Linked DNA regions of Homo sapiens: all the other regions are linked to region 1. The links are chromatin contacts, found by Hi-C or POLR2A ChIA-PET in ENCODE. All regions are on one chromosome and are shown on one strand. Each heading gives the region's core, a stretch centred on a gene start or an enhancer-like site at or near the end of the contact. The rest is flanking DNA. Distances are from core to core; before and after follow the strand shown.

Region 1 (4,326 bases), core at 1,314-3,813:
GATGGGCTCTGAGGTTAACCACATCCCTAGCTGCAGTTAATTCAAGGCACTTTTTGTATTTCATTTCCCCATTCTAGAACCATTAGCAAAGTCTGCCAAGTTATAATCTTGTCTCAGGAAGGGTGTGTGGGAAATAGTCTGTGTCCAAGGCACCGAGGAGGGGAAGAACAGCAGAGTTAGGAGCTGCAAGAGACAGTGCACCTCAAGGGGGCCAAGGCCCTTGCTGGCTCCAGCAGCTCCTAGGGTGCTCTATAGGAATGGCCAAAACACCTGTGAGGCAGCTGCCTATAGAGGATGGGACTTTTTGCTGACCAGTAGGATAGATGGAGACTCAGAGTCATCATAATTTGAGCTATTAACAGAGAAGTGTGTCTCCATGGGATGCAGAAGTTGGGGATAAATTTGTTACACATGGTTAGTGGAAAAGCTGCTGGAGCCCCAGCCTCCCCCTCTGAAGTATTGGCTTATTTCTACCCTTTTCCTCTTGGGATGCTATGCATTCCATCAGGCTTGGCTAGAATCCCACATCAGGCGGGGTGACAGCTCCTCTTCCTGTGGACGCTGTGACACATATCCCAGGCCCTGCCATGTTTAGCCAGCACAATGGCAGTTTTGGTTTAAGAGAGTCACCCCCAAATAGCCTGGTTCTTAGGGTCAGAGTCACCACACGAGCTGATGTCTCTACATCCCTGCAGCACTCAGGAAAAGGATGAAATGGACAACAGGGACTCTTGTAAGTATTTGAGATAAAATATAGTTATTAGGGTATCTAGAGACATAAAGGAGCAAAGAAAATAAGGACTTACCAGATTGTCCACAGACTGGAGCTGAAAGAGAGTAAAGAGCCAGCCATCAGCGTAGGCGAAGAGTCCCGAACTATTCACCCTGAGAGCCCATACACTCATATGCTACTTCCAACCAAGAGGAAGAGAAACACGTTCCATTCCATCCATCCCAGGGAAGCGGGGAAACACAGTGGCCAGACGCTCAGGCTGTGGACTCAGACAGTCTGGTTTGAATTTTAGCTGTATGACCCAGGGCAAACCACATGAACTTTCAAGTCTCAGTTTTCTCATTTGAAAAATGAGGCTCATGAAAGCGACCTCATAGTAATACTGTAATGAGTTAGATCAGTAAGGTTTCAATTAATGGCTGCTGTCATTAATTTTTTAGTATGGGGCTGCTGCTGATTCCTCTTCTCTTGACTCAGAACACTTATTATCATAGCTAATTTGGAACTCAAAATGAGACAGACAGTAGAGGGTAGTAGTTAAAAGCCTAGTTTCCAAAGTTAGATTATGGGTTCGAATCCTGACTCTGCCACTGTACTAGCTGCATAAACCTCAGGGACAAGACCAACATCTTTGTGCCTTCATTTCCTCATTTGTAAATGGGAGTTATAAAAGTTCCACCTGATCAAATGTTAGAGAATTGGATACATTTATACATGGGGTGCCCTTAGAAAAGTGGGATGTAGCCAGGGCTTAGCACAAATTAACTGACATCCTCACACATTATCCTGTAACTATTTGTGTAATATTTTTCTCATATTGTCGAGTCAGATGTTCTTGCATGTGTACGTTGAGGTTCTATTGAGAATGTCACCTCTTGAGGGCAGAATCTGTGTCCTTCAGGTCTCTGCATCCTCTGTGGTGCCCAGCAGTGTGGCATGCCAAGTATACCCATCCACTCACTCCTTAGTTCCTATCATGTGCCAATCACACTAATAGGTCTTCCCTTAGTTGGGGTCTGGGGATCAGGTGGGAACTAGACAAATACGCTTAATAAATATTTAATGAACAAAAGACTGACTGTTCTTTAATTCCCTAGTTTGAGCAACTAGGAAATCCGTGCCTCATTTGGACAAACACTGACAAGTGGTACAAAAGCAGGAAGAAAAAAATCAAAGGGAAATCATCTTATCTCTTCTCTTCTCATGCTCTTTGCAAACATCAGAACAGGTTTGAACTTAGAATACAGAGAAGGAAATAACTATTCTCAGCAGGTGATCCTTTCTACCTGAGTTCACAATCAGGACTTTATCCTTCACAAATAACTCAGTCCATCTTTTCCTCTGGGTCCTCATGCTCTGTGACGTAGGGACTGAACCTAGCCATAGGTTTCTTTTTGCATAAACAAAATAAGTCCATTTGGGGGTAAAATGATTTTCCATAGGCAATTCATAGCAAAAATAGATGAGAAATACATCTTTGGAAATCAATTATTATCATTTTCCCCTTCTACCAGTAAATCATTATCTTTCCTTTTTGTTCATTTTCTGCTGTTCTAAAATGGGAGTAAAAATCCATGATTGCAGCAGCAGAAAAGAGGGCTTTTGCTCATGGTGAGGCTCAGCTTTGCAGCAAGCAAAGGTCTCCTCCCCATCACTTACCAAAGGCCAGCAAGGACGCCCACAGCAGCATGGAAGCCTGCTCCAGGATTGGAGAAGGAGTTCTGAGGAGACAAGCCAGGTCAGCCCAGATTGCCAAAGCAGCACTTGCCTACACCAGCACCAGCAGTGAGCTCAGTAAGCTTCTTCTCTGCATAAAGCTGATTGAGATAATGAAGTGAAAGGGGGAAGTAGAGGAATCTTTCTGAAAACACCAAACAGCAATGTGGACCAGTGTGAGAGAATCCAGACCACAAAAATCAAAATTTAATAGAATTAAGTACTGCTGTGACATCCTGGGGTGAATCACTTCTCAAGGCTAAAGCTACTCTAGTTTCAGAACTCTCTAGGCTCTGTCTTTCAAGGAAATCACAACCTATTCTCTCTGCTACTAGAGATGAGGTGAGATTGCAGGCCTATTGAAATCCACATAATCTAAGGATGTCCCTGAATATCCCCAGAGATGAAGAATTTCTCATTCAACACAGAAAAGGCCTCCTCTGACCGCTGATACCTCTACTGGAACACCTCCAGCAGGCCGTCTGTAGACCTGATGAAACATCTCAATCACAAGACAACTCTCACCTTGTCTGATATATATGAAAATATCCTGACTCATCAGTCCAGGGGGAAACCACAACTTTTGATCTGAGTAGAAGGCAAGCTGAGGAGTAAATTATAGCCCCATCATGCTCTTCCTAGATAATAGGCCATAACATTTTTACTTAATGTCCTAGAATCCAAAATTTGCTACAGGAATGTCTTGGCAAATATATATTGATTGAAATACATATGCCTGGTATCTGGTGGCAGAGAGAAGAAGTTGTGATTTCCTTGAAAGACAAGAGGCTAGAGAGTTCTGAAAATATGATGGCTTTAGCCTTGAGAAGCGATTCACGTCAGGAAGTCAGAGTGGGTATTTAAATAATTCTATTAAATTTTGATTTTTGCCATTTGGATTCTTTCACACTGGGCAACATGCTGTTTGGTGTTTTGAGAAACACCTAATGCTCTCCCTACCCATAACAAACCTGCACACTCTGCTCATGTATCCCAGAACTTAAAAAAAAAATTAAGAAAAAAATGGAAAAATCCGTAGTGACGTTTTTTGGTACGTATAATATTTTGGTATGTATAACTCTTTAAAACTTTTTTATGCTATTATCTTGTGTATATGTATGTGTATATATATATATATATATATATATATATATATATATATATATAAAATGTTAATGGCAAAAAAAAAGAAACACCATGGTGCTTCAGGTATGGTGCCAGGTGCTGGAAGTACAGTGTTAATCAAGACTTGGAAAGCTTTCATTCTGGTGGAGAAGACAGCAAGTCAACAGGAAATTACATAGAAGTGAATTGTATGTAATTTCTGAGAGTCCACTAAGAGGGAAATCTGACCCAGTTCTGGGGATGCATAAGAGGCTTCCCTGAGGAAGTAACATCCAAGCTGAAAGAATATCATTCTAGGACTGAGAGATGAGCATGCACTAAGATGGAAGGCAGTTATCGTGACCATCACCATCACATCAAGATATCTGTGAATAGATAATAGACATAGGATGGATTAAGAGTGGTCTGTATTTTTCTAATATAATGTTTTTCTATATATCTGTAATAATTTATTTTCTAACTAGGGTTTGTATTGAACATCAACTATATTTTAGACAATGTCCATGGCCTTAGAAGAATAAAAAGGTGAATAAAGTGCATCTCTCTTAAAGACTTTAAAAAAGTCAATGTGGTAAGGGCCAGAGTAGACATAGACACAAGGAACCATAAAGACATAGAGCTGTCAAGGCGGCACATGGGTCCTTTGTCTCCTTGCCGTGTGACCGTGCTGTCATCTTTCAGCTGCCTTCATTTGTCCCAGGAGGAGCAAGGGTATAAAATGGCAGTCAAGAACCTGATCTGCAGAATCCCAC
Region 2 (4,326 bases), core at 479-2,978, 240 kb after region 1:
TAAAATAGTATTTCTCTTTTGCTTTTTTCCTACCATTTAAAAATACAAACCTCATTATCAGCTTGCAGGCTGTTTTAGCTGATTTAGATGAATAGCTCAGGAAGTAGCTCTATATGTAGTTCCAAACCTCCAGATTCCAGCACCAGCCTGTCTTTAAAACATGGGGGTTTCTTCCTGCAGGATCTCTGTATATTTGGACTCCTTTCTCCATAAGGTCCCTCCTAATGCTGTAGAGAGTCCTGGGCCCTGTAACCTCCAGGAGTCCCTGAGGCCTATGCATTTTCAACTGCAAAACACCCACCACCCCCATCTTATAGGATTTTTCAGAAGGTGCAAATATCTTTGGACCTCCAGCCTACAGTTTTTCAGGCAGATTCAAGTAGTTCAGTGGTTTATCCTGGAATATTTTCTTTTCTTGGTTTCCAAATAACCTCTCATTACCCTCATTCCCTTAATCTTCAGAATGTGGCCACTCTCAGGCTCAATGAGGCCTTTTCTGCAACTATCCAAAACTCAAGGTTATATTATACATATGGGAATCATTGCATAACCCCAACCCAACATGTGTACATGTGAAGGAAAGTGAGCATGGCAAGCCTGATATGCAGGTGCAAACGTGATATAGCCAGTAAGTGACTTGGAAGCTCTGCAGTAGGGTGGGTAACTGCAGAAGGCACAGGCCAGAAAGGCTTCATGAAGCAGGTGGAAGTGCACATGAGCCTGGAAGACCCAGTAGTATATCCATGAGGGGCAGGACTAGCCGTTGAGTGATGTGGGGGATGCATGGATGTTTAAGATGTGGTCAGTACCTTACATTGAACACAAAAGTGTCCAGTTGAGAGGATTGTGTGGGCTTTGGTGATGTACTAGATCATCAAGACATAAAAGTGGATGTGATTGATTAGCATAGGGATTTACCAGGCATTGTTAGATGCTTTATATTAGTTATCTTATAAAAAAAAATACTCCTAAAAACCTCTGAGGAACATAATATTATCCTCACTTCATAGATGAGAGAGCAAAATTTCAGAGAGGTATGGTAACCTACGAATTCACACCGCTAAGAAATCAAAACGGCAGGATTGAAATCCAGGTCTCCTTGGCTCCACAATCACCAGATTAACTAGGTTAATCTCTAGATTACTCTAAGCAATGAGAAACTGAAGAAAACTAGAAAAACATTATATGAAACACTTTTCAGAGGAAACCAGACAATATGATCAATGAAAGGTGATTGTCTTGCAGTTCTACTTCCTTTCCTGGCTCTACTTGCTGCTGCCCGGTGCCCATTCATTTGTCTTCTTACTAATAGTACATTTAGGAACACTTATGTAAAAAGAGAAATGGGATAAACTATCATGACTCTGTCATTACAAATATAAGAAAATAGAAAAAAATCTGTTAAAGTGAATTACAAATGTGTATGGATTAAGCGGCTTTTTAAGGATTAGAATAGTTACCAAATGTAAAAAGGAGGAAGAAGCTCATCCTTGAAAAACATCTAAATCTGTTCCAGGTTGGCGGGGAGAAAGTTCTCCTAATCAAAGTGCCAGAAAACTCTGAAGCCTAAACCAACAGGTGCAGAGATACTCACCAAGGATCAAGGAGAATAGCAGAGCCATGACCAAGGCAGGTGAAGGTGATGAGCTGAAATTTAAGGCTAGAAGGAGGTCCCCAAGCAGCAATATTTAGTTTTAGCTGCAAGTATGTTAAGAGGAGGGACAAAGACAGGTCCTGAGTGCAGGCAAAGCATTATCAGATGATCAGAAACCAATAGACTCGGGGGGCAGAGCTGACAGAGCTGGACTTGCTGAAATCAGCATGTTCCAGAGGAAAGGAGGTGGCCAGAACTGGCGGAAAAATGCTGAAAACAAAATAGAAACAGGCTATCATGACTTGGTTCTGCTGTAAGTCCAGCTCCGTCTGTCTCTCCTACAGCCCCTTTGCTATGTAAACAGAGGAAACACCTCCCACAAGGAAAGGCAGGTGCCAAAAATATGGCCATCTCTCAGTAGAAGACAAGGCAGTACTTAGTCGCCAAGGATGGTTTGCAAGGGAAATAAGCCAATTTTGATTCCTTTACCCCAGAGGGAAGTGCCTAGAAAATTTGGAAGCCAGAGGCCATGGGATAAATGCAGAGTTGCCCTTGGAGGCATATCCCATAAAACATAATCCAGGGTCATGGTGCCAATCTCCACATACAGGCCTGGCTTTATTGTCTTCAAACCTGCTTTCTCACTGCTAAGCAGAGGGTCCAATATACAGATTTGTTATTTTTCTATGCTTGTGCTGGTGTATGCCCATCTTTGGAAGCTGGATGGAAACAGATCCCTGAGGTGAGGGGCATCATAATCATTGAACTCAAGTTGTCTGTAGGTCTAAGACATGATGGACAGAGATTAAGCAGTAAGACCCTCTCAGGCCCCTCTGCTTTGCTATATTATTAAGTATAGCTATGCTTCATGAGCTATTCTACTCCAGATTGATCAAGCAATCAATTTTGTATGCTGACATAATCTCTGCATTCCAAGCAGGGTAATTGTTCCTCTACAGTAATAATTTTTGCTTCTTTGTAATATTCAGGTAACTCAGCAGAAAGCTTGGTTCATTGTAGGCATTCATTTTTAATCCCACATTTCTTCATTTACTTAGTATTGTATTCAATGAAAAGTTTTTAGCACTCATGAATGCCAGGCAATGTGATGGGTGGAGGCAGTACATGAAGGAACAAGGGATAGTTTTGCACTGTAAAAATATATGGTCTAGTAATTGCAATAACATGTGGAAACCACTGTTAAGAGAGAAAAGTATAACAAACTTTGGAGGCCAGGCGAGGTGGCTCATATCTGTAATCCCAGCACTTTGGGAGGCCGAACTGGGAGGATAGCTTGAGCCCAGGAGTTTGAGGCTGCAGTGAACTATGATCAGGCCACTGAACCTCAGCCTGAGTGACAGAGTGAGATCACATCTCTAAAATAAGAAAAAGAAATGAAACCTTGGAGGAAATGGTTACTATGTTTGGAGCTAATCAGAGAAGACTTCACAGCAATGATGATACTTGAGCAGGGGTTTAGGATGAGTTAAGTGGAGAATCAGAATAGGAAAAGATTTTGCTATGCATATGCAGACAAGTGAAACAGCATTACTTATTCAAGGAACCACAGGTAGTTTGGAATGACTGGATTACAGCCTGCTTAGTGATCAGGGGCCAGGGCTTCTTGATGTTGAAAGGTAAAGACACTAGATGATATGCAAGTAGCAACAAGAGCCAGATAATGGAGGGTATATCATGAATGAGTTTGTAAATGCTAACTATTCACATCCTTCCCTCTCTAGATTCTGAAGTGACACAGTAATAGGTACAGAATTCAGAAAAGGTTCAAAATATCATCTTTACTGTTGATGAACTACATTAGACTGCCACTGGGATCTAAGGCTTTATGCATTTACCTCCATTCTTCAGGAGCTAGATGTGCACAACAGAGTTTACCCTTGGAAAAGAAAAGACTTTGTGTGGCTTGAGGGCAGACAAACCCATTAGCAAACACAGGCTTCATGATTCAGAAATATATTTTCCCCATTCCATGTGGAAAATTGAGTGAAAGAAGAAGAGAAAAGAAAAAGAAAACTTTTCCTCCCAATATAGTATTTTATGAACAGGCGTGAGAACATGAAGAAAGGAAAAGGAAGCTTTTTAGCCAGGAAGGACACTATCCCACAGGACACAAGAAGCCACCGAAGGGTGTTACACATTTAAGGTGTGTATTTTGGCTGCAGCACTGAGCAGGAATTGGGATGAAGACCAGTAATGGGTCATTAAGACCCATTAAGAGACCACTGCACCAGAGAGAGCAGAGGAGGACTTCAATAGGAGGTAGAAGAACGTACCTAAAACTTACTGTGTTTGGAGGATAAAAGTTACTTAATGTGAGCAAGTAGGCTGTATTGGCTGGCAGCTTCTAAAAAGTGGTAAAGGTCTGAAATAATCACTAAAAGGAAAGCGAGTCTGAAAAAGATAAGTAAACTATCTGTTTTCAGCACTGGGTAGAAAAACTTGCATTTGTAAGCAGCATCCATGTGCCCAGCTGTGGAATCTTCTCAGGCTGCAGACAGAAGGCTGGTGTGAGAGGCCCATAAAGCCAGAGATCAAGCTGAGGGGCCCGCCCAACTGGTGTATGAGGCTTAGAGAAGATCAGGACATGGGCTGATGTAAAGTGAAAACAGAAATAAGTTCTGGGAAAGGGAACCTCAGTGAGGAAGTGCTGGGGAAAAGGAGAGTGTTAGAAAGTTCAAGGTATAGGAAGTTGTTCAGAGATTTGGAGAGAA
Region 3 (4,326 bases), core at 1,363-3,862, 130 kb after region 1:
ATCAAATATCTTTAACCTAGAGATTTATCATGATACCTAGCAATACTTGAATCTTAGACATACAACATAAGAGGGTACATTAAATTTTGAAGGTAGCTATGCTGCACAATACTTTAAAATTAAATAATTATACAGTATTGATTTATGCTTAAAATTCCAGTCTTAGGCTGGTGTGGTGGCTCATGCCTGTAATCTCAGCAGTTTTGGAAGCCTAGGTGGCAGATCACCTGAGGTCAGGAGTTCAAGACCAGCCTGACCAACATGGTGAAACCCTATCTCTACTGAAAATACAAAAATTAGCTGGGCATGGTGGTGCATGCCTGTAATCCCAACTACTTGAGAGGCTGAGGCACAATAATCGCTTGAACCCAGGAGGTGGAGGTTGTAGTGAACCGAGATAGTGTCACTGCACTCCAGCCTGGGCAACAAAACGAGACTCCATCTCCAAAAAAAAAAAAAAAAAAATCCAGTCTTAGACCAAGCTCGTTTTAGACCAGCACTGACGTTTTTGTCATCTCTCAGGACTCACAGAATTAGTTCGATAACTGCCTTGGAGTCTGAATGTATCCTAATCCTCTCATGGGAGTTGTTCACTTTAGCTGAGAAGAAGCTGTCAGGATCTATGTGCTACTTGGCTGCTGTTCCAAAGCAAGTGTTATTGTTTCCTAATGTCCATGCATGATTGACAGTGATCTCCAAAGTCTTGCTCACCTTCTGGTAAGTGGAGGTGCCAAACACTGTCATTTATATTAGTGTGATGCTGGAATTCATCAGTCTTGAAGCCAACCACAAAAAGTCATTTTAGGTCACCTGGGACTCTTTGATCTCAAAATGTATTTGGTATCCAGCCAGCCAGTCCTTGTAACTCAGCATGAGAGCACCTTGGATGAAAGTCCTGGAGATGTCAAAATCCACGTTGCAGCCCAGGTTGATGTACTCTCACTTGTACCCTGTCTTGATTTTAGCATTTTGCCCCCAGTGTTAGGTGAGGAGGCTGAATCACAGGTCAACTTTAGTCCATGTAAAAAGCTCATCTTCTCCAGTAACTCTGCACCTAATGTCTTGTCAGTGTTCCACTTCTCTGTAAATGTCAGGCCACATTTGATCCATCTGTTCTTGGTTTCCAGACTACCTGTCACTTTGATGGCCTCAGGATTGGCTGAGCCTGAGCTTGTAACATCCAGTCTATTCCCATATTTTGTTTTCAAATGAAGCTTTATTAATCCTAATCTATACCGCTTGGTGAAGACATCCCTGGTACATTTGTCAAGATCAGTGTACATGGGAGGGACAGCCATATTCTGCTCAGTGGCAGCCACAGGAGGCTCAACAGGGTAAGGGGGTGGATTTTCCTATGCTGCTTTGAAGGTCATTCTATTCTTGTTTCTGGTGGTAATTACTCACTTACTAAGATGAATAACAACATTCATTTACATGTCTTCAAAACAACTTCCTCCCCACTCTTCTATCACATTATCATTCTTGAGTTTAAATAATAGAATTTTATTTTACTTCTTCTTTCCATGTGTGTTTCTCATGGTTTAAAGAACAAAATTTTATTATTTTATTTATTCAAACTCATTTTCCCTATCTTGTGGCCTATTTCTGCATTTATTTTTCATCTTGCTGTAGCACTTCCTCTAAAAGTGTTTTTAGTGGTTTGCATGTGTGTGTGTGTGTGTGTGTGTGCATGTTCGTGTGTGTCTTAAGATTTTGAGGGCTGTAATACCAAAGAAAAAATCTTCATTCACCCTCGCAATTAAATAAAAGTCTAGATGGATATAAAATAACAAGTTTGCCTTTTTTCTTTGAACACTTTGAAAACATTTTCCATTGACTTCTTACATTTAATGTTATTGTTAAGAAGTCTTAGGCTATTCTCATTCCTGTGACTTATAGATAATGCTTTATGTTCTTTAGTATTTCAAAATTTTTCCTTGTTCATTGATATTCCCAAATTTTACTTTAATATTTAGGTTTTTAAAATCAATTCAGTTAGCAAATTATGATACTTTTCATTGTGAAATCTTTAGTCTTTCTCTGATTTTGTAAAATTTGGGGTTATTATTTTTTCCATAAGTTTTCTTCTCTTATTTGTACCTGTATGCAGTACATGAATCATACAGATACTGACACTTCCTATGCCATCATTCATATTTCTTAACTTGTATACTCTCCTTCTCTGTACCTCTTCTTGGTATTTTTAGGAGAGTTTTTCCTGGCCTTCCAGCTCACTATGTTTTTTTCTTTAGTATTATTCTGTATGCTAATCAATTCATCTGTCAGGTACTTATTTTGACAATTATAATTTTCATATTTATTATCTCTTGTTGGCTGTTATTTAACTTGTCATGAATTGGTGTGTTGAGAGAGTGTTGAGGATTAGTCTCGGGCAGAAAACCTCTAGAGCTCTAGCTGGACACAGTCATTCCCTAGTTGCCCACCCCACTGTGTATGGTGGTGAGACAGGAATTCTTGGGAGCAGTACATTTGTGCCTATTGCTATCTGCTTCCCACAGTGGCTGGGTTCTAATACCATCCTAGTAATTACTCCACTACCACTGGTTGGTAGAATAATTGCCCTGCTGGAATAGGAAATGAGCAGCTTGGAAAGATCTGGGGGAGAGAAAAGATCTCATTCAGAAAGCATTCTCTTACCTCTAATTTGCCTCTTCCTCTCTAAGCAGCTTCTGCTTCCCTGTGTTTGTTTCCTCATGTATTTATGACAATTTTACAGGTTTTTTGATAGGCAAAAGTTTGTCTCTTGTTTATTTGGTATTTCCAAGGTACAGTTTAATAGTAAGAGCCTGAAGCCATCTTGTCAACAAATGTAAGTTTGTTAATGCAAAAAAAGTGCAAGTAAAACAAAATAAATCTGTGGGCTGAAACAGGATTAGATGGCTTTTTTACTTTCATTTTTATTTTATTTTATTTTATTTCATTTTTTGAGATGGAGTCTCGCTCTGTCGCTGCAAGCTCTGCCTCCCCGGGTTTATGCCATTCTCCTGCCTCAGCCTCCAGAGTAGCTGGGACTACAGGCACCCCCCACCACACCTGGCTAATTTTTTTGTATTTTTAGTAGAGACGGGGTTTCACCGTGTTAGCCAAGATGGTCTTGATCTCCTGACCTCGTGATCTGCCTGCCGCGGCCTCCCAAAGTGCTGGGATTACAGGCTTGAGCCACCGCGCCCGGCCGATTAGAGGGCTTTAAAAGACCAGACAGTGTCTGCCCAACCAGAAAAACTGTGTATTTTCAGAGCAGGTGTATGTGAAAGCAGAACAATCAGGGCCTGAGGAAACCACCGAGCATTTGCATATCTGAGGGTTCTCAACCTCACATGTCTGAGACAGCATCTATATGCCTCCTGAGCTGGTCAGAAGGACAGTGTTACTGAAAATCTATGAGAAAGGACCAGCAGGGAAACATAGCAAATTGTCCACTGAATGAAGCTGCAAGCGAGAGAAGAATGAAAAGTGAGCACAGAGCAGTACATCATCTTTTTTCACTCTGTAATTCTGAGGGTTTTTTGGCACCCGTCCATACCCTACTTCCCTGCTTTTTTTCAAATTCCTTCTCCCATATTTAATATATCCCCAAAAGCCACACCTTTCCCAACAACACTATAACCCATGCTTTATTTTATGCTCACAAGGAACTTTCCAACATATGCCTTGCCCATTACCAAGAGCTCTTCATTTTTCACATGTTCAGCATCTCCAGTATTTATTACTTTCACTGCAGCTTCCACATCTTCAGGGCACTAGTATAATTTAAGACATAGAGTCTCAGGTTACAAAGTCAATGGCATAAATTCGTAGCACTGCTGTACACCAACAACAACCAAGCTGAGAATCAAATAAAAAATGGAATCCCTTTTATAATAGCTGTAAAAACAAACAAACAACAACAATAACAACAAACCCTAGTAATATACTTAACCAAGGAGGTGGAAGATTTCTGCAAGGAGAACTACAAAATACTACTGAAAGAAATCATAGATGGCACATATAGATGGAAACACATCCCATGCTCATGGATTGGAAGAATGGTTATTTTCACAATTTTGTGATTGCCCAAAGTCACCTACAGATTTCATGCAAATTATATCAAAATACCATCACCATTTTTCACAGACTTAAAAAAAATCTTAAAATTCATATGGAACAACAACAAAAAAAGCCCAAATAGCCGAAGCAATCCTAAGCAAAAAGAACAAACCTGGAGGTATTACAAGACTTGAATTTATACTACAAGGCTATAGTTACTAAAACAGCATGGGCACTGGTATAAAAGTAGGCATATCGTAACCAATGGAACAGAACAGA

The links. Hi-C counts contacts between places; a loop is a spot of excess contacts on that map. ChIA-PET counts read pairs that join two places held with the same protein, here RNA polymerase II (POLR2A). Pooled maps may share reads with other maps.
Region 2: a pooled map shows a loop between it and region 1 (2.4-fold over the local background). The contact joins the promoter of CD5L here to the promoter of FCRL4 in region 1. A Hi-C loop is called at or near these places in 2 of 168 maps with a recorded cell type or tissue (Caco-2 and OCI-LY7), 7 of 37 single-sample maps with no recorded cell type and 7 of 50 pooled maps.
Region 3: a map with no recorded cell type shows a loop between it and region 1 (6-fold over the local background). The contact joins the enhancer-like site here to the promoter of FCRL4 in region 1. A Hi-C loop is called at or near these places in 15 of 37 single-sample maps with no recorded cell type and 6 of 50 pooled maps. POLR2A ChIA-PET finds 5 or more read pairs at or near these places in 3 of 52 experiments (OCI-LY7, activated B cell and activated T-cell).

Annotation. Positions count from the first base shown.
Region 1 is chr1:157,595,522-157,599,847 of GRCh38, forward strand. FCRL4 (Fc receptor like 4) reads right to left here and starts at 2,564. Exons shown (of 12, transcript NM_031282.3): 1 at 2,393-2,564; 2 at 807-827. The coding sequence starts at 2,423.
Region 2 is chr1:157,840,080-157,844,405 of GRCh38, forward strand. CD5L (CD5 molecule like) reads right to left here and starts at 1,729. Exons shown (of 6, transcript NM_005894.3): 1 at 1,595-1,729. The coding sequence starts at 1,622.
Region 3 is chr1:157,723,724-157,728,049 of GRCh38, forward strand. It overlaps the pseudogene VDAC1P9. Among named protein-coding and RNA genes, the nearest start is that of FCRL3, 25 kb to the left of the region's middle. Within about 2 kb of position 2,613, at least 5 of the 41 ENCODE cell types and tissues checked have a DNase peak (open chromatin) inside an H3K27ac peak, as active enhancers do; they include OCI-LY7, where a contact is called at or near this core.